Linked DNA regions of Homo sapiens: region 2 is linked to region 1. Evidence: read pairs that join two places in POLR2A ChIA-PET (ENCODE). Cell type or tissue: PC-9. All regions are shown on one strand. Each heading gives the region's core, and the rest is flanking DNA. Links, peaks and the distances in the headings are about the cores only. Region 1 overlaps CBR4 (carbonyl reductase 4). Region 2 overlaps SH3RF1 (SH3 domain containing ring finger 1).

Evidence for each region. Peaks named below come from ENCODE experiments on the same cell type or tissue, not always from the same donor. Only the 100,000 strongest peaks of a DNase experiment are listed, where the experiment ranks them.
Region 2: POLR2A ChIA-PET joins it to region 1 with 6 read pairs; 20 of 35 experiments call an interaction of 5 or more read pairs at or near these places.

The regions. Positions count from the first base shown.
Region 1 is chr4:168,998,027-169,005,116 of GRCh38, reverse strand. CBR4 (carbonyl reductase 4) reads left to right here. Exons shown (of 5, transcript NM_032783.5): 4 at 2,912-3,046. Among named protein-coding and RNA genes, the nearest start is that of CBR4, 8.7 kb to the left of the region's middle. In PC-9, for the core only: no CTCF peak of the experiment used is centred there; no DNase peak of the experiment used is centred there.
Region 2 is chr4:169,263,336-169,270,425 of GRCh38, reverse strand. It overlaps SH3RF1 (SH3 domain containing ring finger 1), which reads left to right. Exons shown (of 12, transcript NM_020870.4): 2 at 1,119-1,606. The coding sequence starts at 1,214. Among named protein-coding and RNA genes, the nearest start is that of SH3RF1, 4.1 kb to the left of the region's middle. RefSeq lists a silencer at 30-249. In PC-9, for the core only: no CTCF peak of the experiment used is centred there; a DNase peak (open chromatin) is centred at 3,175; H3K4me3 peaks cover 1,784 bases; H3K27ac peaks cover 1,715 bases.

The sequences.
Region 1 (7,090 bases), core at 2,674-5,173:
CTCTTCCTTTGTTATTAATTGGCCTACAATATATAATGTAGATAAATATTCTAATACTGAACTTGTTGATTCTAATAGAGAAATGTTTGGAATGTTTTCTTTTTTTAAAATTACTTTAAAAAAATTTTGTGAGGTCCTTGATTAATTTTTGTATCATAAGTACAGGTCAGTGGTGCAGAAAATTACTTCCCCACTTCTGTTTTGCAAGAGTTTATTTGCATATAGTTGATATTTGAATTAAAAATTATTATTACATATTCATTAGATGTGGTCACTCAAGAATCTTCAGTAGGCAGTACAGTTTACAATATATCACTGAATGTAATGAAATTGCACTTTTACAAAAAGTGTATAATTGAAGCTTTGCCAATTTAGATTGACAGTACAAGCATGTCTCGCAGATATTGTAGCTTTGGTTCTGCTCCACCGGAATAAAGCGAATATGTCAAGAATGTAAGTCACACAAATTGAATTGCTGCAATCTCATGATAAAACAAATGGGTGAGGAGTTGCTTCTTATGTATGGATAAACAAAGTTGTTTCTCAAGATGGAATCTACTTGTGAAGATGTGAATACTGTTGAAATGACAAAGGATTTAGAATATCCTATAAACTTAGTTGATAAAGCAATAGCAGGGATTGAGAGGAGAGGCTCCAATTTTTAAAGTTCTACTTGGATAAAATGCTATCAAAGAGCATCACATGCTGCAGAGAAATCTTTCATGAAATGAAGAGTCAATCAATGTGGCAAATTTTGTCTTATCCAATTGTTTAGTTTCTCAGTGCATGTAAAAGTTATATTATGGTCTATTAAGTATGCAGTAGCATTATATCTAAAAAAAATGTAAATACTTTGTTGCTAAAAAAATACTTTATTGCTAAAAAATGCTAATGATCATCTGAGCTTCTGGCAAGTCATAATCTTTGCTGGCGGAGGGTCTTGCCTTGATGTTTATGGCTGCTGACTGATAATAGTGGCTGTGGCAATTTCTTTATTTTTTTTATTTTTTTATTTTATTATTGTTATACTTTAAGTTTTAGGGTACCGTGCACAATGTGCAGGTTAGTTACATATGTATACATGTGCCATGCTGGTGTGCTGCACCCACTAACTCGTCATCTAGCGTTAGGTATATCTCCCAATGCTATCCCTCCCCGCTTCCCCCACCCCACAACAGTCCCCAGAGCGTGATGTTCCCCTTCCTGTGTCCATGTGTTCTCATTGTTCAGTTCCCACCTATGAGTGAGAACATGCGGTGTTTGGTTTTTTGTCCTTGCGATAGTTTACTGAGAATGATTTCCAATTTCATTCATGTCCCTACAAAGGACATGAACTCATCATTTTTTATGGCTGCTTAGTATTCCATGGTGTATATGTGCCACATTTTCTTAATCCAGTCTGTCATTGTTGCACATTTGATTTGGTTCCAAGTCTTAGAATAAGACAAAATTTGCCACATTGATTGACTCTTCATTTCGTGAGAGATTTCTCTGCAGCATGTGATGCTGTTTGATAGCATTTTATGCAAGTAGATCTTTAAAAATTGGAGCCACTCCTCTCAATCCCTGCTATTGCTTTATCAACTAAGTTTATAGGATATTCTAAATCCTTTGTCATTTCTTTCAACAGTATTCACATCTTCACAAGGAAGAGATTCCATCTTGAGAAACAACTTTGTTTATCCATACATAAGAAGCAACTCCTCACCCATTTGTTTTATCATAAGATTGCAGCAATTCAGTCACATCTTCAGGCTCCACTTGTAATTCTGCTCCACTGAAGTCTTGAACCCCACAAAGTCATCCATGAGGGTTAAAATAACTTCTTTCAAACTTCTGTTAATGTTGGTATTTTGACCTGCCATGAATCACAAATGTTCTGAATGGCATATAGAACGGTGAATCCTTTCCAGAAGGCTTTTAATTTACTTTGCCCAGATTCCTAAGAGGAATTACTATTTATGACTGCTATAGACTTATAAAATGTTTCTTAAATAAGACTTGAAAGTCAGAATTATCCCTTGATCCATGAGCTGAAGAAAGGATATTGTGTTAACAGGCACGAAAACAACATTAATCTCCTTGTACATATCCATCAGAGCTCTTTGGTGACCAGATGCATTGTCAGTGAGCAGTAATATTTTGTTTGTGGCACCCCAACAGCAGTAAACATCAAGAATCACTGATCACAGATCATTATAACAGATGTAATAATAATGAAAAAATTTAAGATGGTATGAAAATTACCAAAATGTGACAAAGAGACACAGAGTGAGCACTGCTCACAGTGAGCCATGGTGTTGGAAAAGTGCTAATAGAATTGCTTGTTGCAAGGTTGCTACAAGCCTTCAATTTGTTAAAAAAAAAAAAAAAAAATGCAATATCTGCAAAGCACAATAAAGCAGAACAATAAAATGAGTTATGCATGTAATTCAATTTTAGTGAGATTTAGCTTCAAATGAACTAGTTTTTAGGGTGAAAACGAGAGCTTTCTGCCTTATGTCTGTGTTGTAGAATCATAAAATTAGTCAGCTTTTGTCTGACTTTTTCTGGCTTTAACCTCTACCTGCTGGAAGCCTTTATAAATACCACAGAATTTTCATCATATCTGACCTACTCAGAGATTAGAGTGCATCCCCTTCACGTAGTGAATCAATTCGCAAGCACCTGCATTGGCAGTTTTGTATCAGCTGCTTTCAGATGCTATTTTCTGTATGTATCTGGAGCAGACTTGGACTCTTAAATCTTCCGTAAATGACTGATGACAATGGTTAGAATTTCTAATTTTAACAAAGGACAAGGTGAAGTGGGTTTTACCTTTTTGTTTACTATAAATTATCTAAATTTTCAAGTAACCCCATTAATTGAATTTAATACGCTTTTTTTTTTTTTTTTTTTTTTTTTGTCCTAGGAAGCATTGTTGGCTTAAAAGGCAACTCTGGCCAGTCCGTTTACAGTGCCAGTAAAGGAGGATTAGTTGGATTTTCACGTGCTCTTGCTAAAGAGGTAGCAAGAAAGAAAATTAGAGTGAATGTAGTTGCACCAGGTTAGTGAAAACTTTATTAAAATAACTTGATTATGATTATTGTTTTATAGGGAAGCCATTATTTGGAACATTAGTAATTGACATCTGGGTAGAATAGTTTGTAAAATGATTGTGAAAAGAATCAAATAATGAACTGGGGGACTCAAAAAAATTTTTTGTACCTCATATTCTATATAAAGTCTATGTGTTAGCCTGTTTGCATTGCTCTAAAGGACTGTCTGAGGTAATTCATAAAAAAAAGAGGCTTATTTGGCTCTCGGGCCTGCAGGCTGTACAAGCATGACACCAACATCTGCTCAGCTTCTGGTGAGGCCCAGGAAACTTTTTTTCAGTCATGGCGGAAGGTAAAGAGGTAGCAGCCAAGTCATATGGGGATAGCAGGAGCAAGAGAGAGAGGAGGTGGCAGGCTCTAAACAACCAGCTCTGGCATGAACTAACAGTGAGAACTCATTATTTACCATGTGGAGGGCACCAAGCTATTCATGAGGAATCCGCCTCCATGACCCAAACACCTCCCGCTAGGCCCACCTCCAACATTGGGAATCACATTTCAACATGAGATTTGGAGGGGACAGACATCCAAACCATAAGAGTCTTTATTTTTAAATTTTGCACTAGTGGAATAACTTAAGGTGGAGAGGGTCTTAGAAATAATTTTTTCCAGTCATTTTTGTAGATTAGAAAACTGTACCTGGGATTCAGAGTGACTTGCCTAAGGTTACACAGCTAGTTTATGGAAGAACTGTTACTAAAAGCTTTGTCTTTTGATTTCCACCTAATGGGAGCTTAAAAATAATGTCCTACCAGGTATGGTAGCTCATGTGGGAGGCTGAGGCAGGAGTATTGTGAGGCCAGGAGTTCCAGATCAGCCTGAGCAACATAGCAAGATGCTGTCTGTACCGAAAAAAAAAAAAAAAAATTAGCTGGGTGTGGTGGTGCACACCTATAGTCCCAGCTATTTGGGAGGCTGAAGCAGGAGGATTGCTGGAGTCCAGGAGTTGGAGGTTGCAGTGAGCTATGATCATGCCATTGTACTCCAGCCTAGGTGACAGAGCGAGACCCTGTTGAGACCCTGTCTCTATAAAAATTAAAAAAAAAATTCTTTTTAGATTTTCTTTATATCATTACACAAACTTTAGATAGTTTTGTCCTTTTACTACTATGGTCTGTCTAAACTATCTGGAACCTCCCATTTTCCTAATTTTTACTTTTCCATTATTTGCCTTTCGCCAGGGTACTAGTTGATAAAATTGCCTGGATTAATGAAGAGGGTAATAAAAAGGTGCTAAAACTCAAAAATATATGATCACTAATTAGCTGGTGTGCTAGAAATTTTGATTAGGTATTTACTTGGTTTTTGAGTAACACAAGTGTTTTTATCTACCTCTGCCAGTTAGCCATGGAATCTTTGTCCTAGCCTACTGTAGGTACTTAAGAATTAATCACCTATATAAGAAAAGGCAGTTTATTTTGGTTTGCTGGTCCTTTGTAAGAAAGAGAGGGCTGAAGTAGACCTTTGCTACCTTTCCCTTTCCGGTCACTAATGGCTCCAGCTTGGACCTTACAGTTGGTGTTTTCTTTGGCACTGAAGTTGAGCCAGCAGGTATCAGGGATTTATCAAAATATCCTATTAACCCTTTTGGTCTATAGTGTGTCTTTATTTCAATTCTTTTCTTTTCTTTTTTTTTTTTCTCATAGCAACTAGCTACATTCAGACATTCTAAATCTATGAATATTTGATAAGTGACTGTGGTTCAGATACATCTATTTGCTGGGAGTAGGGAGAGAAAGAAAAAGAAAAAACAATCCAGAAGCAGCATTGTTGTTATCTTAGCACTGTTTTCTCTTTGTGTATGCTTTATGCAAGCTGATTGATTTTTAGCGTTAGCCTAGATGAACTATCTGTGGAATAAATTATTTGTGGTTTGGAACTACATGTATTTGCTTCCTTCTCTTTTCAGGATTGGAATACTGTGGGTAATGAAGGGTTAATTTTAGTTCATGATAATACAAAAGCTGAATGGTTTCGGGGAATGGAAGTGTACTTAGCTAACAATAACTCATGCAGCAAACTTTCTGGCATGTCTCCTACGTGTAGGGACTGAGCTAGCTCCCCAAATTACAGGAATGAATAAGATATTTCTGCACAAGGAGCTAAGTATAGTGAAAAAGACTGACATGTAAACAAATAATTGCAGTGTCATATGACGAATATAAAATAGAGGTACATATATGGTGCTATAGAAATGTTGAAGAAGGAAAGAATGCTTAATTTTGTCTAGTTTAGAGTAAATAGTTGTCAAGGCAGTAGACTAAATAGTGGGAATCCAGTTTGCATACTAAGGGGAAGTTTTAAGATTGTTATGGAAGTGTGGTTGTAGTCTTTCTTTCTTAAAGATTTTACTTTCCAGTGCAGTTTTTTTTTTTTTTTTTTGAAAGTGGTGGTTTTATTTATCACTCCCCTTTTTTGTTGAGCATACAACCCTTATAGAGCATAATATATATTTATATATTATGGATTTCCAGTGCAATTTATACTACAGATAAAAACCTGTAGCTGAAAATGTGGCCATTTAATAGAGTGGCCTTTATGTATATTTAGCAGATTTGATGGTATGAATATGCATCATTTGTCAGAAGCAAAGTGCAACTTGAAATAGTAGAATTAAATCAGTTCTGTGGATTACTTACCAACTTTATTTTAGATAGTAATTTCAACCAGATTCTTCAACAGATCTTGTAACACAGCTAACAAACATCACAGTTAACAAATATGTGTCCTTTTATGTCAGTTTTCCTGGTCACCTTCAAATGGAGTTTCCAATTAGCAGGAAAACAGTTTAAAAGCAAATTATAACAGGAAAAGCAAGGAACAAGGAAAATAATAAATTAGGCTGCGATTCATTGCCTAATACTGTTGACTTTTTAAAGATCAATAGCTGCTAATCTTTGGTATTACTTTAAATATAAAATAAACTGTTCATGGGAAATCATACTGATTGGAAGATATTGAATATTAGAAATAATATTTGATAAATGGAAACTGTAATGGCTGTATTACCTTAAAAAATATGTGTTTTGAATAGATAATACATATAGTACGAAATTCAAAAGTACAAAAAGGCATAAAGAGTCTTTTCTCCTCTGGACATTCAGTTACTTAAAAGTAGTTGCTGTTAACTACAAAGTTTCTTTTGTATTTCATATATAAGCCAATAAAGCATGCTGGGCATGAGTGTAAGAAAACACAAATTGTATCATGCAATTCACAGCTTTCTGTATCTTCCTTTATTCATAGAACAAGATACCTTGGTGATGTTTCTGTGTTATTCCATATAGAGCTGCTTCACTTTTTTAAATAACAGCTTTGTGGAAATACAATTCACATACCATACAATTCACCCATTTAAAGTTTACAATTCAGTCAATTCAGTGGTTTTAGTATAGTCCCAGAATTGTTCAATCTTCACCACAGTAAATTTTAGAACGTTTTCATCATCCTTAAAGAAATCCTAAACCCATTAACATTCATTCCCTATTTCTTTCCAATCTCCCCAGTACACTAAACTACTTTCTGTATCTACAGATTTGCATATTCTGGACATTTCATATAAATTGAATCATGTAATATTTGGTGTTTTGTGACTGTTATGTCACTTTTAATGACTGAATGAAAACAGAAAATGATGTTTGTTTTAAAGGTATACCTAATTTATTTAACCTGTTGCCTTTTGATGGACATTTAGTTTTGTTCTGAACTTTTTCTGTTACAACTAATGATGCAGTGACAATACTTGTATGGAGTTTATTTTGCACATTTGCAAGTATATGAGTGTAATCTTGGGACTGGAACTGCAAAGGCTTCAGAGGTATGTGCATTTTTAATTTTGACAAATAGTATTATGTTTATTTCTACAGGATACCTTAAGTGTTTCAGTACTTTATTTTTTAAGTTGAAGAGCTTTTATGTTTACTACTTGGAGAAAATCTTGTTGACAAAGATTTGCATGAGTTTGTTAGCTACTCAGAGAAGATATTCTAAGT
Region 2 (7,090 bases), core at 1,726-4,225, 270 kb before region 1:
AAGGGAGGCGGAGATGAGGGAGGCTGTAGGGTGAGATCCCCACGCCGGGACCGGCCGGGCCGCAGCCCCAGGCCGCGACCGGCTCCTGCCGGGTGCCGCCGACACCTGGCCCCGGGGTGTGTCTGCGGCGAGCGGCCGCCGCGCCTCCCTGCGGGCTTGGGAGTACCTGTGCTTGGCGCCGTGGGAGCGGGGGTGCAGCCCTGGGGCTCCCCCGCTCCGGCTTTGTCAAGAACAGCTGTTAATGCTCCCAGCCAAATCTTTTTACTCCCGTTCTCCTGGGCATTCACTTTTACATTTATTTTGGCGGTGGGGGGAGAGCGGCGCAGTAAGTGGCTTGCTTTTTCCTGAATGGCCTCATTTTCATATGCCCACAGTTTCCAGTCCAACCTTCCATTGTCGAATTCTTTTGGTGATAATTTTGCCAGCTTTTCTGAATGGGATTAGGACAGGCCGTTCAGAAATGTGTTTCAGAGTTTATCAACTACTGCCCTGAAGGGCGCTTTTCTGTTTTAGCTGCTTTCAAGCAAATCTGTGTCTTTTAGAATTGTCAACCTTCAGCTCTTTTTGGTTGGGCAAAATTAAACAGTTCTATTTTTAATAACAGCGAAGAAACATATGTATTTAATATTGGGATCATTTACCACGAGCGATTACATGAGGCATGGTTTCTTAAACGCTAAAGTGGCTTAAAAAAGGGAATTTAGTTGGATATAAAAGTAAATTTCAGGTAGAGGAAACTTTCAATGGCCTCTGTCAGCTTCTCCTATGAGTTGAAGACTTTATTAAGGCAGCTGATACCACTTTCAGAGCTTAAGAAATTATGTTCCTTATTGCACTTCATAAATCCTTCTGCGGGAATTATGTAATACTCTGTGCCTTGTGTTTGCCCAGTGAATCCCTAGATATCTTTAGGGGTTAATTTTGCGTTGTTTAGAAAGCCTGTTTTGTTTTCAGTTGTTGACTTTGGAGTTTAGGAACCCACATTCCAAAGCAAAGCTACACTATTCAGACAGGGAATAGTGTACTTTTGGGTACTTTTTGATTCTTGGCTCCTTTGAACTTTTTCCCTAGATAACAACACTCATGTTCTCTTTTCCCCCTTTTCCCCATGACTCTAGAGCAAAGTCTGAAATGGATGTTACATGAGTCATTTTAAGGGATGCACACAACTATGAACATTTCTGAAGATTTTTTCTCAGTAAAGTAGATAAAGATGGATGAATCAGCCTTGTTGGATCTTTTGGAGTGTCCGGTGTGTCTAGAGCGCCTTGATGCTTCTGCGAAGGTCTTGCCTTGCCAGCATACGTTTTGCAAGCGATGTTTGCTGGGGATCGTAGGTTCTCGAAATGAACTCAGATGTCCCGAGTGCAGGACTCTTGTTGGCTCGGGTGTCGAGGAGCTTCCCAGTAACATCTTGCTGGTCAGACTTCTGGATGGCATCAAACAGAGGCCTTGGAAACCTGGTCCTGGTGGGGGAAGTGGGACCAACTGCACAAATGCATTAAGGTCTCAGAGCAGCACTGTGGCTAATTGTAGCTCAAAAGATCTGCAGAGCTCCCAGGGCGGACAGCAGCCTCGGGTGCAATCCTGGAGCCCCCCAGTGAGGGTAAGTAGCCTACAGAGGTAGTTTGGTGAATAAAGGTGGTAATGTCCACATTTTTTCTTTATTCTTTAGCTTGGTGTTTTCGAAGTCAACTCATTGCTTAGGAAACCATACATACTGGAACAGATAGATTATACCTCTGAATATTTTTTTCCCCCATCTTGGAATGAGATTGGATATAAATAATAAATTTTATTGTTTTGAAAATTATCTCTAGATAGTCTCTGTTATCTTTTAAGATAAATTTTGGGAAACAAGTAGCAATTAGTGAATGAAATCTAAACCAGCTTTTGTTCTGTGCCCATTTTAAAATGGAAATTTGGTATTTTATCATTTTGATGGGGCTCAGAGTCATAATTACATGTATGTAGTACATATGTAGTATATATGTTGTAAGTATGTGTGTGGGTAAATCATAAATAGGAAATCAAGCCTTAATTTTTATGTTGCTTAGAATCATTCTATTGGTTTTATGAATACACAGCACAGAATTTACTCGTTGGTGGAATTCTTAACAAATCATGGCTACAGGTAGCAGAGTTTCGTTGCTGTAGCAACAAAATGTCACTTAGGACTACACTAAAACATCTAGCTTTATGTTGGGCTTTATAGTGAATGAAATGAAGTATTTCCATCGAAATGATTTTTCTTGGGATTTGAGTTTGGGCTGAAATAATTTTAGATGAAGCTAATTATTTGGACAGCTACCACAACTGTCACACAAAATTTCTGTATTTATTAGAAATATATATAAATAATCTGTATTTATTAGAAATATAGGTATTTCTAATAAATATAAATTATGTTGCAGGTGATGGATTCCTGATAAAATGTGCTTTCTCATTTTTGCAAAAATAAAAAGTAGTCAAGAGCATCAGTAATTAAAACAACTTCATTTTTGTAAGAAGAAGGAATTCTAAATTATTGGCCAAACTGGTAAAATCTGCTTTTAAAGAACAATTAATCTAGATGAGAATATTTTTTTCAAATGTCTTCAGTAAGCACTCAAAAGTGATGTCTTTCATTTAATACAGGAACTGCCCATTGGGATAGCATTAGTTCCCATAATTCGCAGATGTGGATACCAGGCAGTTTTAACAGAATAGTTTTCCTACTACTTTCTCAGGCTCATCTTTTGTAAATGATAGGAAGTATTTAAGTATATAGACCATTTTAATCACTGGAAAACCTGATCAGAAAACAGTTTCATCATTAAGGCTGTCAGGTTTCTTTTGACATATTTATTTATTTAAAGATAGTGAGAACTCTGGGATAGGGAGGTTTTCTTTTCCTTATTTGGAGCCCACATGTTGTGAAACTGATCTGCTTACAGTGCTTTTCTTAGATTTCCTTTATTTTATGGAGTTTACTTATTTGGACTCGAATATTTTAATCCCAGAACCAGTGATCAAGTTGATAATTTCTGAGACACCTGATGTAGGTCTGTTTAGCTTAATAAAGGTGTAGATTTGCATCTTTGGAAAGGTTTTGTTTCCCTGTTAATTAGACTAGGGAAGGCATGGCTTCCTGGAATACTGTATCTTAGTTGTTGACACTGCCTTACCTGTTGTGAGGAATGCATTGAATGTTTGTTCACTGATAAAGAGGAATTTAAGGAGAGGCTCAAACACTCAACTTAATGTCTTTTGAATTTTAAGTTTTCTTGCTAACATGGAAATTGACTATGTAATTCTCATTTATCTGAACTGCTAAGCTCCCAAAATTGAACTTCATAGGTAAATTATTTGGAGATTTTGATCATGTTAGTATTATTTTTCTGGTTTATATGCTTTTCCTAATTTACTTCATGTTTCTTCTTTAGCATGAGAAAAATTACTTGCCAAGAAACTCAACTAAACTTGAGCCTTATAACTGGGATAAAATAGTTGAGGTGGATGGAACAGGAAATATGTCTGTTACTTTGCTGGGGGAGGATGGAGGACAAAAACAAACCTATTCAGTAGTCTGAGTTGATGCAATTGATGCAATACTTAGAAAAAGAACAGCCTTTTTTCTAGTTTAAAATAGTTTTTCGAGCCAGGTACTGTGGCACTCGCCTCTAGCCCCTAGCTACTTGCATCTTCAGTCCTAGCTACTCCAGAGGCTGGGGCCGGAGGATCACTTGAGCCCAGGAGTTCAAGTCTAGCCTAGACAACATAGCAAGACCCCTCCCCCTGCTACCCCTCCCCCATCCCCTGCCCCCCACCCCCCTTTTTTAAAAAAAAGCTTTCTCAGTAAGTTACTAGTACCTTTTGCTTTCAAATATTCAGAACAGTCAGGGCCATACATATAGTTCAAACACCTGAAAGGTCAATACATTTCTAGAAAAGACTCCTTTTAAGAGTGAGAATTCTGTAACATGAAGCCACATGGATATTGTAAGGCACTTCTTTGGACGCTTCCCTTAGGTGAGTGACTGTAATAAATCCCAAATGTGCATCCTCCTCCCTTAAGTGTTCTGACACAACCAAGTGGTGCAGTGAGCCTGTTTCCATATGTTGTGCAAAGCTGAAAGTGATAACGTGGAATGTTGCTTCAGTTTATTAGTTATGTTCTGTGTTTGGTTAGGCTGTGACCATGTGGCCTCCTCATGCGTTTAGCCAAAGTATATTGAATGTTATCAACAGATTTGAACATTTCCAATGTGTGACGCACATCTTGTTCCCAAAATTTTAGTGTTTCCTGCCTAATTTGAAGGAGAAAAGGAGAGTGTGGGATTGGAATCACCATGGGAATCCATCAGTTTTTTACCTCTAAGTAAAGAATTCCTGTTGGTTTTAGGCCAAAGTCAAGCAGTGGAATGAGCCATAGGGAGAGGGACACTGCTGATACCTGTCTATGGCCTAAGAAATGTAGCTGCAGAAGTTAAAATGCATATATATAAATTAGATAAGGAAAGCATGGTTTTTAAGTAGTTCCTATAGAATTTAGACCTAATAGTTTCTGCTTTTTATGCGCAGTTCCAATGATTTAAGGAATCATTAAGTAATGATATGTAAACATAAATATGCATAGATATTAACTTCTCTTTAATATTCTCTTAAGCTGGCCAGGTGTGGTGGCTCACGCCTATAATCCCAGCAGTTTGGGAGGCCGAGGAGGTGGGTGGATCACTTGAGGTCAAGAGTTCCAGACCACCATGGTCAACATGGTGAAACCCCGTCTTTACTAAAAATACAAAATTAGCCGGGTGTGGTGGCACGTGCCTATAACCCCAGCTACTCAGGAGGCCAAGGCTGGAGAATCGCTTGAACCTGGGAGGCAGAGTTTACAGTGAGCTGAGATCGCACCCTTGCACTCCAGTCTGGCCAAAAAGAGCGAAACTCCATCTCAAAAAAAAATTCTTTTAAGTTCTCTTAATATCTCTTAACATTAAGTTCTCTTAATATCTGTGCATGTTTCTGTTTAGATATTATTACTTAATGATTTCATGATGCCTCTACTTCACAGCAAATTTATTCATCCAAAAAATAGATCACATGAGACCCCCTGATTTATACTAATTTATACTTAGTTTATTCGTTGCTTTATTTAATAAATACTTCTTAAGCACTCATTAGGTGCCGGGCACTACACTAGCTGCTGGATAGGTAATGGTAGACAAACCATTCTTAGCTTTTGAATGTGTAGTCCATCTTGTGGGAGAGACACATTAGGTTTTGAATGTATAGTCCATCTTGTGGGAGAGACACATTAAGAAAATAATAACAATGCAGGCATGTAATTAAGTAAGTTCTAAGACACAAAGCTAGGGGAGAGGATAGAAGAAAGACCTGCATTTAGCGTGAGGGTGAATTGTGTGTGTGATCTTCAAAAGCTTCCTGAGGAAGAGGCATCTGAGCTGAGATCTTAAGGGTGAAATGATATTAATTAGGGAATGGGGGCTGGGCAGGGAAGGGGCAGAGGCGAAGAATATTTCAAAGGGGCTGACCTAAACAGGAAGGGATGTGCCTCCTAGGAAGAACTGACAGAAGGTAAGTGTGAACTAGGCAAGCCACAGGGATGGTGTAAGATGAGGCCTCAAATTTGATAATGTAGAAGGCATCAAGAACTGCCCCAAGGGCCACGTAGGGTGAAGGGTCAGATGGGTAGGATAGATAGGAAGTGCTCTGCATTTGGGATAAGAAAGAGGGACCATTGGGACTGAGACGATTAGCAGGGCTTCAGAACAGATACGGGATTGGAGCTTGTGTCAAAGAATGGAGAGATCGGGAAAGAAAGGTAGGGAATTCTAGATATGAGGGAACACACATGAAATTTATTTTCCCCTGTAAATGCTGTGTCTGCTTTCATTTCTCCATAGCACAGTCATACCTCCTTTCTCCCTCTTTCCCTGTTGCTGACTGTTAGGGGCTGAATTATGTCCCCCAACATTGCTACGTTGAAGTTCTAACTCCTAGTACCTCACAATGTGGCCATATTTGGGGATAGGACCTTTAAAGAGGGGGTTAAGGTAAAATGAGGTCACATGCATGGGCCCTAATCCAGTAAGACCAGTGTTCTTATAAGAAGAGGAGATGAGGATGCAGACACATAGGGAAGACCATGTGAAGACACATGGAGAAGATGCCACTTACCAACCAAGGAGAGTTGCCTTCAAAGGAAGCCAACCCCACTGACACCTTGATCTTGGACTTCCAGCCTCCAGAACTGTGAGGAAATACATTTTTGTTGTTTAAGCCACCCAGTCTGTGCCCTTGGATGTAGTAGCCCTAGCCAACTTGTACTCTGACTGTAGACATACTCCTAAAGGTCAGCCCCTTGAGTGGCCTCTCGGTCCACTGCCAATCCCTTCAGTCCTGGTTTCCCCAGAAACTGGCAGTGGTCCAGCCTTCTGTGTTCTGTCATGGAATACCTTTGAGAAGTTGTTCAGCCCCTCCCTACTCCCTCAACTACCCACATTGCCTGGCATAATTTCTTAAAATAGACAGGCATGTTATAAGGAAGTTGAAGTTTATGTGACAGTATACCAGATGCACAGAAAGTTCTGGAGGAAATGAAGGAAATATTGAGAGGGGAAAACTACTACTTTCTTATCTCTGACAAATTGGATTGATCTGTAGCTGGAGTCTGGAGAGAGTGCTTTCCAGGACTCAGTAGTACCTAAGGCATTACTCAAGGGATAGGTAATGATGGACAAACCAGATACAGATCCTTACTTGGTGCTTTCCAGGGCTAAGTAGCACCCTAGTAAGGCATTCTAGGCTTTATTCCAAGGAATGGCATTGGCAGAAAGAATTGAAGGAAGTAGTGGGAGAAAGTTAGGACAACTGAGTTGCTCCAGGTTTGGTGTGGAAAGCAACTGCCAGCTGTGAACTGTGCCGTGGGACATCTTTGACATCCATCTATGAACAAGCACCTGTAGAGAGCTTTCAGGTCCAGTTATGTTCAATAATCTATACTAGGTCAAAGATGACATTAATGCATGTTTCTGTTGAAAAAGTTTACATTTGGGGGAGGTAACACACAAGAAACAACAAGTAAGGC